3 separate regions of the Homo sapiens genome follow, and all the other regions are linked to region 3. Evidence: chromatin contacts called from ENCODE Hi-C or POLR2A ChIA-PET data. All regions are on one chromosome and are shown on one strand. The core of a region is the stretch at or near the end of the contact, and the rest is flanking DNA. Distances in the headings are between cores, read along the strand shown. Region 1 has its middle 4.6 kb from the start of LINC02639. Region 2 has its middle 19 kb from the start of LINC02639. Region 3 overlaps LOC107984195 (a long non-coding RNA gene).

Region 1 (3,269 bases), core at 737-3,236, 240 kb after region 3:
GCAGACAGCCAGTCTGAAGGCCTTCATACAACTGGTTAAAAAAAAAAGCCTCTTTTATCAAATCAGTTTTAGCATTTTCTGCAGCTCTGTTCCCTGCTGGTATGTAGCATATGACATGATTACTGTGTTCTAGGCATTGTGCTAGAATTCCCAAGTGTTGTTTCTACTTCCTAATATTATCCACATGTTGCTGAGAAGGTACCGTACATGCCAATGGTCAGAAGGTATGGGGAGCCTCAGAGGCGGGACGCAAACCAGGTCCAAATTCAACGTCCTCTTAGGTGAGATCATGACATCGCTTCCTACTCTTCCATGGGAGCTGCTTCCAGGGATAAGAGGTGTTTTATTTTTATTTTTTTGGAGACAGAGTCTTGCTCTGTCACCCAGGTTGGAGTGCAGTGGCATGATCTCGGCTCACTGCAATCTCCACCTCCCAGGTTCAAGCAATTCTCCTGCCTCAGCCTCCCGAGTAGCTGGGACTACAGGCGTGTCCCACCATGCCTGGCTAATTCTTGTGTTTTTAGTAGAGACGGGGTCTTGCCACGTTGGCCAGGCTGGTCAGGAACTCCTGAGCTCAGGTGATCTGCCCGCCTCGGCCTCCCAAAGTGCTGGGGGCCACCAGGTGTGAGTCACCGTGCCCAGCCAAGAGGTCTATTTTTTAAACAGTTCTATATGGTCAATTAATATGGGAAATACTAACTGAAATAATGTTTAGCAGACTTTCGTGAATTCTTAGAGCCCTAAAATATGCCAGGGGCATTTTGAGTGTCTAAGAGAGGGATAAGATAGGGAGGGTCCCCGGTTCATTTTCTCCACCGCTGCCTCCCCCACCACACCCCCTGCAGAGGGCACTCAACTTTGAGAATGGCCTTAGAAGGATATTCTCCCCAGAAGTGCAAGGGCTTCGATACGCAGCCCCCAAGGCACAGGAAAACACGGCCCAGTGGGCCACGTAACTCCAGCACCAAACTCCTGGGCTTGGCTCATAGGACAAGCATGAATTCATGGGCTCTTTCACATCAACACCAACTTGAGCCCCTTTTGTGCCTGGTCCTGCTTTAGGCACTGGGAACACAGAGATAAATCACAAGGCCCTCAGCCTGGGGCGGCTCATTCCCCTGCTGGGCAGTTTTCACATCCAAATTAGGGATGAATGTGGAGTTCTGTGGTGGCACAAAGGAAGGTCGGGCAACCTGCCTGGGAGGATGGAAGCAAAGTCGGTCCCCCCATGCTCAAGTGCCAGGTAGCAAGATAATCTTTGAGCTACAAGCTCAGGAAGAGCCTCTCCTTGGAGACTGAGGCATCCTAAGCATTGTCAGGAAACAGCCTCCTCAGCCCAGCTCTCAGTCCACAGGGACACAGGCACAGAGACCCCAGACAGTGCCCAGGAAGTGCAGAGGGAGTGAGTGCAACAGGACAGGCCTTCCAGAAGCTTCCACATGTCCTGGTCCTATCAAACACCAAGTTCAGGCACTGAAAGACACCCTCATGGGAAGCTCTTGTACTTTCTTGTTTTGTTTTTTGAGAAGAGAATACGGTTTTGTTTGTATGGGTCTTTTCTATTGAAGTTCCCAGACAAATGCAGTAGAATTTAACTACTTTCTAAATATGGTACTTAGGGGCTAGGAATATATAGAGGTGGGTGTCTCCTTCATATCTAAGTCATTCTGACATTCTTTCAAAATACATTCATGTTCCTTAGACCTACAGTGTGAATACGGGAATGCCAACCCCCCTTTAAAAATCTCTCTATATGTTTTTTGTATTTTATATTACTAGAAACTAAACTAAGGTTTGATGTCTGTTTTTGCATATATAATCTTTTCTTCATCATACCACCATTGTGTTTTTTGACAACAGTCTTCAGAGTTTTATTATTTTTGTTAACAGCTTAAAAGACAAATACTGACGTCCTTGAGCTTTTCTTAGTTTCAGTTTCGATTCTGATTGTAGTTTAAAGGGAAAGAAAGAATTACCCATGAAAACTTCACGTGACTAAATGAAAGGTCAAAAGACTCACTAGTAATTTTTCAGAAACGAGGGGGTGGGTGCCGAGAAGTTTCCTTACATACCAAGTTTCTTAAGCGATGTCTGTTATTTTAACATCGAGTTCTGGCATGAACAGCATTCTACAGATCTTTGCCTAGTCATTGTTTTATAAGTTCCTTTAAAACAGGTTTTTGTTAATGTTTATGAATTCATTCATTACATTATACACAAAGTGGTGTAGCTTTATGTCAAAGCAATCCCTCTCTCTCTATTTCCGGATGAGGACAACTTCACTTATCTGCTACGATGGACGTCAGAATCATTCCAAGAACTCAGAGAGCTCGTGCCCCACGGCGGGACGTTTGCATGTTTCCAGGGAAAATGCCTCCTTCTTCTACTTCCTCCCTCACCCCATGCACACACACAGTGACCCACACAGTCACACACACACAGAGACACAGGTACCCACACAGAGTCTCACACAGACACACACCTACACATACAGGCACAAATATACACAGATACACATATGGCCATGCACATGTATACAGACACATGCACACACAGACACACAGACACATATGTGCACACGCAGATGCATAGTCACACAGATACACATATACACACCCTTATACATACACATGGACACACGTCTATACACTTACACACTCACAAAGACACGCACACATAAGCTCATGCACAGCCATACACACAGACACATGCACACATATATACATGAACATACACACAGAGACACACAGCAGTACATATACACACATACACACCCAGCACACACAGACACACATGTACTGTACACACAGACATGAATACACACATGCACACGAGCACATACACACCCCCAGAAGCATACGCGAACACGGGCACAGGTGCAAGTGCAGACATACACAGGGTCACACACACCTAAATATACACATGGAGACACAGAAGCACACAGACACGCTCGGAGACCACAGACACACACATGTACATACAGGAACACACACGCGCGTACATACAGGAACACACACGCGTACATACAGGAACACACGCGCGCGTACATACAGGAACGCACGTGCGCGTACATACAGGAACACACGCACGCGTACATACAGGAACACACACACAGAGGTTTCTTTTGGGGGTTGGAGGTGGGGTGTTGAGTTCCCCCTCCTCAACCCTCCAACCAGTGCTTCTCCCGATTACTCTTTCAGGGATCGCTACCAGATGTTACAGTCCGGTAGCTCTGAAACAAGGTCCCTGTTGCTGGAATTTCCCAACAG
Region 2 (3,117 bases), core at 565-3,064, 210 kb after region 3:
GCTGTCCGGGCTGGTGAAGGATAAGGCGAGGCTGAGACTCTCAGACTCCGAATACAAACAGTATCATCCGGTTTCTGATTTGTTAGGGTGAAAAGGGAGAAATACAATGTGACCAGTCTATTCTGGGCCCACAATGTATTAGCAATTACCTCCCAACCACCACCCTGCAACATAGTATTCAGATTAAATTTCCCTGGGAGAACAGACTGCAAGGCATGGAAAGCACCTTTTACAAAATTAGGGACCTGTGGATTTCCAGAAGCTAAAAATGATAACGGGCTTTTATTAGGAACCCAACAGGGGGCCATAACCACTCCTAAAAAACCTTATTAGATGCAGCCCACACAGGCATTCTGCAAGGAGATCTCCGTCCCCAGGGCATATTCCTTTCCCAGGAGTGGAGTGGACGGTGCTAGGACCCAACAGCACACATGTGCAAAGTGTTTGGCCAGTGTTCTGGAACGCAGCCTGTGGCTCTTCAATAAAACTTTCCTCAGAGCAAACAAGCAGGCTCTAGAGGTAATCACACATAGTCTCTTATTCCCATTAGCAACCCCAAACAAGCAAGTGGCCTTACCCAAATAGTAGAGAAGCCTAGGTTATTTTTAAATCTGCTCAGTTGAGTGTGTTTCAGAATTTGTGATTTCCTAACAACAAAAAGCTTGGTACCACTGTTGAAATGACAGGAGAATTCCGAAGCAGGCGGAGCAAGGAGAGAGAGAGGCAACCTAGGGCAAGGCTCGCATTACAGATGAAGGCAAAGAAGGAAGCCCTATGTAGAGGAGACTCTTTCTGTCTTTGGAAAGTCTGATGAAAATCGGGTCTAGAAAACCAGCTATGACTTTGGAGATGAACAGAGGAATGCATTAGGCGGCTTTTCTCTCAACGTATTTGGCTTCCTGTATATTTAAAAATAAATGTCTTCCAAACTAGCTTCGAGGACTGCATCCACGAAAGCAGCCTGGCTGCAAAGCCCAGGAGGTCGCAGCAAGTCAGGGAGGTGGAGGCCTCTTGGTTTTCCATCATATTTCTCTGGAGGCTTCAGGTGCTCCAGGAGGGCACCGCCTGCTGAGTCGGTTCAAGTCAACACGACACAGCTGGAAACCCCACAGCCTGGGCAGTTGAGCCGCCGCTGTGTGGTGGGAACACTGCACCCCCTCTGAGCTCCCGCCACCCAGCCTTCCCAAGCCACGCTGCCACCCTCCTGCAGACCTGGGTGAAGAGGGGCAAGAGGCTGTCCTACAGAGATGCTGAGGGTGACAGCTGCAGAATCACCAAACCTTGCTTGGCTGAAAACAAACGTGAATTCCACATTTTAATAAAACAGAAATTTTAATCTTCTGGACACCTGATGATACAAGTCAACCTATTTCTTCTGAATCGCATCTGAAACCAGGAGTTATCACATATTTCAAGATAAAACCGGACCGGGCTTTAAATGTATGATATTATTTCATAATAAAATTTACTTTTTAATATACCTAATAACTGAAAACCTAATGCTACAGTCCGCCATGCTTTAAAGAGACTCACGTAATGACCTGAAGGAAAATTTCCCTCTGAGATAGTCATTTCTTGGACAACTCCTTTCATCTGTAAAGGAGGAAATGAGTCAGCTTTACTAAGCGTTATCTCATGATTGGTGTTTTGTTATTCAGTAGGCAGAGAACACATTTTGTTACCTATAAAGCCTGTTATTACCAAGGGTACAGGTCACTACTGAAACCTCCTCTTCAAACAACTACAGGTACTGTTGTCAAAGATCTTAACAGACTCTGATTGGAAAAGCGCCTGGCTGGTCACAGGACTGCATGACTCACCGCTCTGTTCAGCATTAGCTAAACACAAAGCTGAAAGAACAGAATCAGCTTCATGATGTCATTTCTTCTCTATGTGTCTTTAACATCGCTGAGATATGTTAGAGGTTGTTGAGTAATACACGAAGCTTTCAAATAAGAAGAATGTGTCTGAGATACTTAGAGTAAGAACACATTTCAGGGTTATGTTTGAATATAAACATAATACATGCTCCAGGAATTCAGGGTTTGTGTTATTTGTTGATACAAAGTGTTCCGCAAGGTTTTAGAGCATATACACTAATCACCTAGGTTGGTTAAAGTTTAACTCAACTGAAATATTTTGGACTTAAAGAACCACTTAAGATATCAAGTTCTCAGAACTGATTGAAAAGAAAGAGCTCTCATCTACAGTTACCTGAAACATACCAAAAATTTCCCTGCAAAGATCATAAATGTTTCAGAATCAAGGAGAAATATGAATACTGTTTCCATATAGGTGGTGGGATACATTAGTACCTTTCTCTCTTCTTTCTATTCTTTACATATATTTAAGGAGCAGCCATTGCTTTTCTAGTTTAAAAAAAAAGTAGAAAAAAAAGTTTTTCGTTTTTCTCAGTTAGCTCTCTATGGTGAAAAACTCAAAAGCCAAAATGATGGACTCAGTAAGTTGACAGCCACCTTAAATCTGTGTTGACACCTTTCTTTGTAATGTCAGCAAAACTGTGTGACTGAAGATGAGATCACTGTTTACCTAGCTCTGCTATTGGTCTGAAACGAGCAAGTGTGAAAGAAATTCCCATATTTATCTGTTGGTGTAACCCTTGCAGCAATCTCTCCTAAGAAGTTGAATCACTCATTTTGGTAAGACCCAGCCAAAGATGAAGAAAGTATATTTAATCCAGCTGATGAGACGACTTACTTGGGCCAGATTTAGTTGGAAAGTTGCATGCTGGGGCAGGGTAGGGAGTGTTTCATTTGGGAAACGTTTGGTATCATGTGAAAAAGTTATGTTTCTTTCAAATTGAGCAAATCACTATTTAACTTCCTTTTTCCAGCCTTGCCTGTTTGCTTCTGGGAGGCCTTAAGAAAATATAGAAGATGTGTCAGACTCAAAAGAGGAAGTTAAGAGTCTGAAATGAGATGCCACATTCCCCTTCCTTACTCCTAAGTAATATAGCTTGTTTGTTAAGAAACTTGCTTCTATACACATTGTCCAACTTGTTCTGTGAAAGTTGTAGCGTTCAAATAATGGGTAATTTGTCACTAAGTTGTACTTTCATGGAAATATCACTTGAGCAATAACTTTCTAATCTTTTTT
Region 3 (3,019 bases), core at 454-2,953:
CACATAAGCAGTGAATGCCTGGGCTGAATTCCACTGGCAGTTCAGAGCTGAGGATAATGGGGACCTGATGTTTTGATTTATCAGCGTGAGTGCTACAGGTTGACTTACCCAGTCGCTTTGAGGGTATGTCCTGAGGGCAAAAAGTCTGATTTGGGAGGTTTCAAAAAGAGGAACTACAGATCGCAAGGATAGAAGATGGGACCATGAAGAAATAATGCAGGTAAGCAGTCGTTAGTCTGAAAACTGAGAAGGATTAACCAACGTGTGACAATAAGCAGAAGATGTATCCTCAGAATGAAGGGCAGCATTGTAGGAAGGAAAGACAGCCAGCAGCGTCAGCTCAGGCTGTGGCCCTGGGAAGGACAGCCTTAGACACTGCCTCAGGGCTGGCAATTGTGACGTGACTCACGATTTTTAAGAGAGCAGTTTTATTAGAAGAGGGATCCAAATGGTAGTAGAATAAAGACTCTCTGGGAAGTAAGAGTCAGGGCTTCACAGCTCAGTCTCTTTCATGAAATTTAATATCAGAGAGAAAAGAAGATTAGGAAGTATCTTTGCAGGGATCTAAAAAATGCCATTACTTTGTATATTATAGGATGCATATATTTTCATATTTTAACAGCTTTGAAAGCAGAATGCATCTTACGATTGATGGCTTTTTTCTACTTTAATTGGCAGCATGTTTGCTTTCTCTGTGGTGCATAATGCCATGGTGCATTTTGTTACTGATATTGCTTTAGATGTCATAAAATATGAGTGGGTCATGAGTGACTAAGCTAAAGAGAGGAAACTCTCTAAGTGGATATGAGGGTGAGAGAGAAGGAAGTGGAAGAGGTTATTTGGAAGGGTGTTATCATTCAGTAAACATTCGTTGAGTGAGAATATTGAAAGGGATAGTGGGAGTGGATTTTTAAATAGAATCGTATGTCCAGAACTAGAATGAGGGAAGCAAGACAAGAGGGGGCTGATGAATGAGGAGGAGCCGGGTGACCTAAAGACTGGCTGCACAGTGAAAAGGAGCAATGTGCTCTGCCAGGGTGAGGACACTGGCAGGGAGAAGGGGCTCAGGCATGTGTCCCAAGAAAAAGGAACTTCTGAGATAGAGAAAGACAGGAGTTACTGGTAAAGGGGAGGGCCAGGGCCTGTCCCTTGAGTGGATTCTAGAAGTGAAACAAAGGTTAAAGTTGTGGGCGTGGAGGAAATTCATAAATTTTGAAGGTAGGGTGCTGGGTGGGCCGTTGACATGCACATAGGTGAGTCATGGCATGAAATATCAGAGGAAACCCGAGTGTCCCCAAAGTCCTCGAGGGCCACAGAAGAGTGACCCAAATGTAGTAACAGTGACAAGCATATGAAGAAATGGTGAATTTTAAAAGTGAGTAAGGAAATGGATTTACAGGAATAAATTCCTAGGCAAGGCAGGGAATAAACTCCTACACAGCAACACCTGTGACCCCCTCCTTGGGCTCCTTCACTCCTCGTGGAAACCCTGCCATTTCCTTTACTGTCTTCAGCTCATGGACAAGAAAACAGGAGCTCAGAGAACCTATGCAACTCATGTCCTATTTGAGGAGTCACTTGGCTTGGAGGCCTCTCCCCCAGAAGCCTGTGTTCTCAGACAGGACTTTGCTACTAAGTCAATTCTGCAATGAGATGGTCTCAGATGAATCAGCTACCAACTGAGAAACAGGAGTCACTCTTGGGGACAGAGGTAATTTCTCAAAAGGGCCTCATCTCCAGGGACTGTGCTCAGCCCACTATCTGCCTGGAGCTGCTGCTATAAACTCAAAGACTGTGCAGGGCAGGATCAGACAGGACAGGGGCCCCTTTTTGCTTTAAGCACTCTGAGTTTGCTTTCTGTGAGCTACATGGATTGGTGCTTGAAGGGAGTAAATATGCATGTCCCCTGCCCCACTCCACCTCTCTCCAGATACCTCCCTGACAGATCCCACTTAACTTGTTTATCAGATACCGGGCAGACACTTGCTGTGAGCATCTCTGAGAGCCCCAGGGCCGCTGGTGGTAGGTGGGGTGCTCTGGGGACAACTGCCCAGAAGAAGGGAGCTGACATCATGGCTGGGAGCATGAATATCTGGGGTCCTTGGTCTACTAAAATATTGAGTAGTATTCATAGTGAACACAAGAAAATGCTAAATGAAGTGGCATTTGTCACAATGATGAAAAGATGGCATAAACCACTGTTGGTGTGTCATCTTAGAAGCAGTGTGCTTGTTTTGCTCATAATCCCAAAACGTTCTGTTCTCTCTGGCAATGAATGTTGTGCATCAGTCAACGTCGTGTTGTCGTGTTTTCCTCTTGATCCAGCGTTCATTGCTCCTTCCATTGTCTCAAACACAAACCACCAGTGAGGTGGGTCTCTTTATTAGTCTTTTTGTAAGAGACAGGGTCTCACTATGTTGCCCTCAAACTCCTGATCTCAAACTCCTGGCTTTGATCCTCCAGCCTTGACCTCCCAAAATGCTGGGGCTACAGGTATGAACTACTGCATCTGATAAGTCTTATTTTCAGAGGCATTAAAGAAAAATGTTTATTAAAGTTCATGTAGTTAGTAAGTAGCAGAATTTGATCTGGATTCTAGGTCTTGAGCTTGAATCTGGGTTTTTCTCAATCCAAAACTCCTAGATCATTAAACAATATCACCTCTCATTAGTTGTAGGCCAGTATTCTTAGCCACATTCCTTTACTCAGTCCAGCAATGTAAATATAGGCGGTCCCATCACCAAAGAAATTAGGGGAAAAAAATAGTATTACTCTATTAATGCTGACTAGGAATATAGGGTGCAATCATCAAAGCTTCCAAAGTTCAAATTAAGGTGATATTAAATAATACAATGTTGCATGCTTAATAAAAATGAAAACTGTTCGTATTTATAGTTCACTAAAACCAGCCTAACTCACACTCGCGTCTCGGGTTTATCCAGGAATCACATTCAGGTGGGAAAGTTTGGGTTAAAGATCCATAAACACAGACTCTGCACTTATGTTATCCTGCTTGAAA

Evidence for each region. Hi-C counts contacts between places; a loop is a spot of excess contacts on that map. ChIA-PET counts read pairs that join two places held with the same protein, here RNA polymerase II (POLR2A). Pooled maps may share reads with other maps.
Region 1: a pooled map shows a loop between it and region 3 (4-fold over the local background). The contact joins two enhancer-like sites. A Hi-C loop is called at or near these places in 2 of 168 maps with a recorded cell type or tissue (heart left ventricle and naive thymus-derived CD4-positive, alpha-beta T cell) and 8 of 50 pooled maps. POLR2A ChIA-PET finds 5 or more read pairs at or near these places in 6 of 52 experiments (CD4-positive, alpha-beta memory T cell, H1, MCF 10A and 3 more).
Region 2: a pooled map shows a loop between it and region 3 (2.1-fold over the local background). The contact joins two enhancer-like sites. A Hi-C loop is called at or near these places in 1 of 168 maps with a recorded cell type or tissue (sigmoid colon) and 8 of 50 pooled maps. POLR2A ChIA-PET finds 5 or more read pairs at or near these places in 6 of 52 experiments (BJ, CD4-positive, alpha-beta memory T cell, HEK293T and 3 more).

What each region holds. Positions count from the first base shown.
Region 1 is chr10:3,827,713-3,830,981 of GRCh38, reverse strand. No RefSeq gene overlaps it. Among named protein-coding and RNA genes, the nearest start is that of LINC02639, 4.6 kb to the left of the region's middle. RefSeq lists enhancers at 395-983, 984-1,572. Within about 2 kb of position 1,986, at least 17 of the 41 ENCODE cell types and tissues checked have a DNase peak (open chromatin) inside an H3K27ac peak, as active enhancers do.
Region 2 is chr10:3,851,193-3,854,309 of GRCh38, reverse strand. No RefSeq gene overlaps it. Among named protein-coding and RNA genes, the nearest start is that of LINC02639, 19 kb to the right of the region's middle. RefSeq lists enhancers at 879-2,078, 2,787-3,117. Within about 2 kb of position 1,814, at least 37 of the 41 ENCODE cell types and tissues checked have a DNase peak (open chromatin) inside an H3K27ac peak, as active enhancers do.
Region 3 is chr10:4,065,840-4,068,858 of GRCh38, reverse strand. The region is part of intron 4 of LOC107984195 (a long non-coding RNA gene); the gene reads right to left. Among named protein-coding and RNA genes, the nearest start is that of MIR6078, 76 kb to the right of the region's middle. Within about 2 kb of position 1,703, at least 6 of the 41 ENCODE cell types and tissues checked have a DNase peak (open chromatin) inside an H3K27ac peak, as active enhancers do.